Regions from separate parts of the Homo sapiens genome. Here region 2 is linked to region 1. Evidence: chromatin loops called from intact Hi-C (ENCODE). Cell type or tissue: endothelial cell of umbilical vein. All regions are shown on one strand. Each heading gives the region's core, and the rest is flanking DNA. Links, peaks and the distances in the headings are about the cores only. Region 1 has its middle 25 kb from the start of ACTRT3. Region 2 overlaps MECOM (MDS1 and EVI1 complex locus).

Evidence for each region. Peaks named below come from ENCODE experiments on the same cell type or tissue, not always from the same donor. Only the 100,000 strongest peaks of a DNase experiment are listed, where the experiment ranks them.
Region 2: it touches region 1 in a loop (4-fold over the local background); 39 of 110 quality-filtered maps call a loop at or near these places.

The regions. Positions count from the first base shown.
Region 1 is chr3:169,743,028-169,745,950 of GRCh38, reverse strand. No RefSeq gene overlaps it. Among named protein-coding and RNA genes, the nearest start is that of ACTRT3, 25 kb to the left of the region's middle. In endothelial cell of umbilical vein, for the core only: no CTCF peak of the experiment used is centred there; a DNase peak (open chromatin) is centred at 1,160.
Region 2 is chr3:169,132,438-169,135,360 of GRCh38, reverse strand. All of the region lies in intron 3 of MECOM (MDS1 and EVI1 complex locus), which reads left to right. Among named protein-coding and RNA genes, the nearest start is that of LINC01997, 130 kb to the right of the region's middle. In endothelial cell of umbilical vein, for the core only: no CTCF peak of the experiment used is centred there; DNase peaks (open chromatin) are centred at 1,340 and 2,000; H3K27ac peaks cover 672 bases.

The sequences.
Region 1 (2,923 bases), core at 183-2,682:
CGTGGTGTGGTGCTTGGTGTGGTGGTTGACAGAGTTAAATAAATATTTTTTAGAGGGGAAAATACTTTTTTATGTGCAAAAACAACTGAATTTCGGCCACCAAATCATTTCCTCCAGCTCAACACCAGCCACCAGAATAAAGACAGGTCATTCCTCACATTGATTGATCTGAGGCTCAGAGCTCTGTCTCCCTTTCCTAGTGGGAGAGGTTGTGGGAGAAGTTGAACATGGCTGGGTTCTCTGACTCAGATGCATTGCTTTTATGGTAGCATTTTGCCCTAAAGGGGCTTTCTGTAAATTTGAGCTTAAGTATGTACTACTAGAGGCCTAAAGAAGGCTAAGTGGTAGCTACTCTATTTTTCAAAAGAATATTAATAGCTAAATGTAAAGTTAAAAACTGACTTTGGGCCGGGCGCGGTGGCTCACGCCTGTAATCCCAGCACTTTGGGAGGCCGAGGCGGGTGGATCATGAGGTCAGGAGATCGAGACCATCCTGGCTAACAAGGTGAAACCCCGTCTCTACTAAAAATACAAAAAAAATTATCCGGGCGCGGTGGCGGGCGCCTGTAGTCCCAGCTACTCGGGAGGCTGAGGCAGGAGAATGGCGTGAACCCGGGAAGCGGAGCTTGCAGTGAGCCGAGATTGCGCCACTGCAGTCCGCAGTCCCACCTGGGCGACAGCGAGACTCCGTCTCAAAAAAAAAAAAACAAAACAAAACAAAAAAAAACTGACTTTGCCATGAGTGTTTCCAGTGATTTTTATGATAAAACACATTAACCTATTCATAAGGTAAATTTTGAAATGAAGTTAAGGTAATTAAAAAGAGACATTACTTATATTTCTTCTCGATTGCAGCAGCTAATATTGTGGGCCAAATGGAACTCAGTAAAACATGATTTGCTTTCAACTTTAATCGAAACTAAGAATAATTACTCACAGCAATTTTTCTGATTTTAGAGAAGAAAGTTTTCTGGTTTATTATGCTTTTTCTTCTCTTTAGTTCTCAAATTACAAATGCTAAATAGCTGTATAAGTAAAAAGAAACTGACTACTTTCATAAAGTCATTTTTTTTTCCATTTTAAATTTATGATCTGTCAAGACCTCAAGAAGGCTGAAAACTTTTGGCTTAACTCTTTTATTTTTTCTCAACAGTAGATGGCAATATCTGTTCACCTGTAGCAAAAAGCCCACTCACATGAATAACTGCAGACTTAGATTTTTTTTTCTCCCACTCTGTAAAGTGAAATCAGCCTATTTAAAATTGTAAATTGAAGACAGAAACAGTTTGCAAGTTTGTACAATATTACTTTTTAAATGTTGGTTGAAGGAGTACAAAAGTATGTGAGTACTTTTGTACTATGAAAACTATGCCTTCTTTCACTCCAGGGTAGACAAGGAGAGCAGCTCCAGAGAAGGCTGCTGAATGCAGTGAACAAAGAGAACCTGTGGGTAGATGGTCTGTGGCAGGAGCAAGAGAGGATAAGCTAGCAGGTTTTAGTTTGTTCTGTTAAAGTTTATGCTCAGATCTTGTTATATACCCATAGAGGTTTTTTGCTTACATTTAAAAAAATCCTGAAGTGTGCTTTTTGCCTAGAAATTTGTAAGCTTTTCACATTTTTTATATCAAGAAATAAAGCAAGAAATAAATAAAACAATGCCAATTTTGTACCCAAGGCTAACATTTACTCTTTCCTTCTCAAAGGAGTAGTGGGGGAGGGGTGAAGACTAGTCTTTGGGAGAGGTTTCTCTTAGATCTGATCCTCTTGTTGGTCCCCTCAACCCGAGCAGTTACACTTTATAAAGTGCATTTCTCGCGTTGGTAAGTAATGGCACCACAGTTTCAAAAATTTCAAAAATTACAGGTGAAGACCTAAACAAAATAGCTGCTCTACAGGTTAAACAGCTTTACTTTTGTGATACAACAATAAATGAGCTTTTTAAAAAAGGGATAATATATAGTCTTATCCTCCACATCTTAAGTATGTACAAAGGAATATCATCTATTCCTTTGAACGCCTAATTATTATAATATTGTGCAGTATGATGAGAGAACATTGGCATATCTCCTGTAACTCTCTAGCTTTTATTTTTCCATAATGAGTGTTATCCTTCATTGACATATACCTTTAATATGTAACATTTGTTACTAAGTTGATTGTTTATCGGCTGTAACTTTTGCTTTTGTATTGCAAAACAAGTCATTTATTCGTCAAAATCATTCCATTGACAGTTTGCTCTTTGGAAGACTGTGGATGGGAAAACAGCTCTTTGCAGACAAAACTGCTAGGAGGTAGGACAAGAGTCTACCACTGCATTCCCGAACATTAAACCGGAAACAAAATGCAATGAAAAAGAAAAAGTGGGTCACATCTGCTGGTATCAAATAGGTTTAGTTTCCATGACATCATGCTGATTAAGACTTCAGACACACATTAGTATTGGGCTACTTTTCATTAAAAAATGACTGTTTCCTTGTTCCTATAGTTGAGGACCAGCCTCTCAGAATCTGACTATAATCCTTTTATAATCCTTTTGAATTTCTTTTTTATTTTTATTTTTTATTTATTTTTTTCTTTTTAGACAGTGTCTCACTCCGTTGCCCAGGCTGGAGTGCAGTGGCGTGATCTCAGCTCACTGCCACCTTTGCCTCCCAGGTTTAAATGATTCTCCTGTCTCAGCCTCCTGAGTAGCTGGGATTACAGGTATGTGCCACCACACCCGGCTAAGTTTTGTATTTTTAGTAGAGACGGAGTTTCACCATGTTGGCTAGGCTGGTCTCAAACTCCTGGCCTCGGATGATCCATCTGCCTCAGCCTCCTAAAGTGCTGGGATTACAGGTGAGAGCCACTACACCCGGACAAATTTCTTTTTTTTAAAGGATAAAAGTGATTCACTTTAAGTAGTTAGATTTTTTTTTCTTTT
Region 2 (2,923 bases), core at 224-2,723, 610 kb after region 1:
GAATATTTTTGAACCTCTCTTTATTTATTGGGGGTATATTCATTACAAAATTTCAGATCCAGGATATTTTTATTTTGAATCCAGAGAACTTTTTACATAAAACCCTGATAGGAGAAGAGACCCATTATTAACTGTTTTATGGAACTTAACAGATTAATTGACTCCCTTCCATTTTTCTCCAACACAAAAATGAGAGAGTTATATTAGTAGTGTCTCTGCTTATGGCACATAACACAGATGGTATGTAATTCACTGGACTGCAATATACTCAAGATTTTGAGAATACAGATTTTAAAGACATTATAACTCTATTTTATAAGCATGGTCAAACATACTTATTATATACAAATATGTGAGAAAATCTATATAAATCACTCCTTTGTTGCATTTTTATTTGCTGAAAGATCTATTTTATAACATAAAAGTATATTTTCTGAAAGGCCTGATTCCTCTAAGATGACATCCCATCATTTCCCCACTATATTGTTTCAGGGCTACAAATTTTCATTTTGTTTTCATTTAAATTACTCCTGTCTCTTCTCAAATGCCTGCTGGCATACCATTAATGTTATTAGAAAGTAAATTAAATTTATATGTAGACATCCCTAGATTCAAGGATTCAAATTATACTTTTGGGCCATTGTAATTAGAAGAGGAAAACAATGTTGCTTAAGTGTCTCCAAAACCCTAAGGGATGAGAGGTAATGAAGATCAGGTGGTAGAAACACCTTGAGAAAAGGACTAGCTTGGTAAGGGTATGGCAAATGGAACTTCGAGGGACATTCTTATTGCTATATGGGGAAGCATGCCCAGAATCTGCCCTCATTATATCTGGCGCTTGCCAGTTCTTTTCAAACCTCAGTTTCATGAGCACCATAAAAACTCACTTAAAATTGAAAAGAACACCCTGAAGTTAAAATCCACTTTGCTTTTCTTTGCCTTTCATGGCTTGGAATGTCACCTTTTACCTCCAGTAAATAAAGCCAACATCAACACTCTTCCGTGTCTTTTATTTTGTATGCACTCAATATTCTTCACATGACAATCTGGACTCTTAAAGGGAAATTACAGTAGTGATCTATGTCTTGGCAAAGAGAATTGTCTTTATAATATATAGTTACAGTGTATCCATCAATTTCTTTTGTTTCTTAGACTGTTCACATTGGATTGAGTAAATCTAAAATGGAATTAAAAGAGACATGATTAATAGTGGACTACAAAGAAATAATGATATCATAATACTCTCTTAAAATGACCTGACGTGTGTCTAAGTAGTATTCCCCAATAGAGACAATTGCACTGTTTTACTGTCTTGTAGGGTATTGTCTCTTTAACCTCACTATTTCCGAGAAGCCACCGAAAAGTTCTAATATGTCACAATTCAAATGTCAACATGTTGTTGGAAAGGAAGCTAATAAGTTAAACCTTTGAGAGATGCCAAAAAAAGAGGTGATTCAAACTGTTGAGAGAAGTCCATTGTTTTCTAAGGGGAAATAGAACTCCAGAATGAAACAGTGTACTTATAAGTATTTAACTGGAAAGTTTAGGGGAAAAAAGCAAACTCACACATTATTTTATTATTATTTTAAATCTGGTAATCTTTAAAAAGAACTGTTCTCAGTGTACTTCCAAGGAAAAGAAAATGTGAACAGCTAGGGTTAATAGGATACAAAGTGCAAATAAACTATTTTTTTTATAGAAACAGCACATAATGAGGAGTAATTTTGCCAAGTTAGTCTGGATTCTATCTGTGGACAAATACAAAGAATCTTAGGTTATATTATAACATATTATAGCAACATTTTATGTTTAGCATTGTTTTCTATAAACCAGCTTCAGGTGGTTCAACTACTATTGAATGAAAAAAAATTATTTTATTTTGACAGGAAAGAAGCTAAGCAGAAAATACTCCTCATTAAGTTATTTTTCAAATTTAGCACAATTTTGTGCTCCGGTCTTGTTATAGAAAAATAAACAATTGGACTTTAGAGCCACCTACTGGAATAAAGAGGCACGTACAAAGTTCTCATCTTTCCAAAATATAAATAGATAAATAAAATTAAAGTATGAGCATTTCTGCTGATCTTATAAGACATCAACTTATGCAGCTTTTCTTAGTTTGAAATATCATGTGATCTTGCAAAAAACCATAGTTAACAGTAATATCTTCTAAGAATATATTCTTAGAATATGATGGTGGTTGTTGTGTTATTGTTTTGGTAGTGTATGTGTGTGTGTGTGTGTGTGTGTATGTGTTTTGCTCAGATATTTAGAATCTGGACTTTTTTGGCTTAATAAGATTGATTCTGGGCTGGGTGCAGTGGCTTACTTGTAATCCTAGGACGTTGAGAGGCCTAGATGGGCAGATTGCTTGAGCCCAGGAGTTCGAGACCAGCCAGAGTAACACAGTGAAATCCCATCTCTACCAAAAAATACAAAAATTAGCTGGGTGTGGTGTTGCATGCTGTAGTCCCAGCTACTCAGGTGGCTGAGGTAGTAGGATCACCAGAGCCCAGGGAGGTTGAGGCTGCTGTGAGCTGTGATCATGCCACTGTACCCCAGCCTGGGCAACAGATTGAGACCCTGTCTCAAAAAAAAAAAAAAAGAAAAGAAAAAAGAGATTGATTCTGTTTGTGGACATTCTTAGGAAGATTGGGAGAAAAGACTTATTGGCACTGTTAAAGAGAGAGAAGAATATATGAGGCAAAGGAATAATTTCCTTCTCAGAGTACTCTAGGGTTTTGCAAAGATACTGTGGTATAATATAATTGGTCTCATTTTCACCAGTTAATCGTAGAACTTCATTCTTTCTTCTAAAACCTCTATCTGATTATGGGATTGTTTAATAAATAACCTTAGAATGAAAAAAAACTGATGACATTTTTATGGTAGAATGAATAAACATCTAAAGATTTTCATGCTT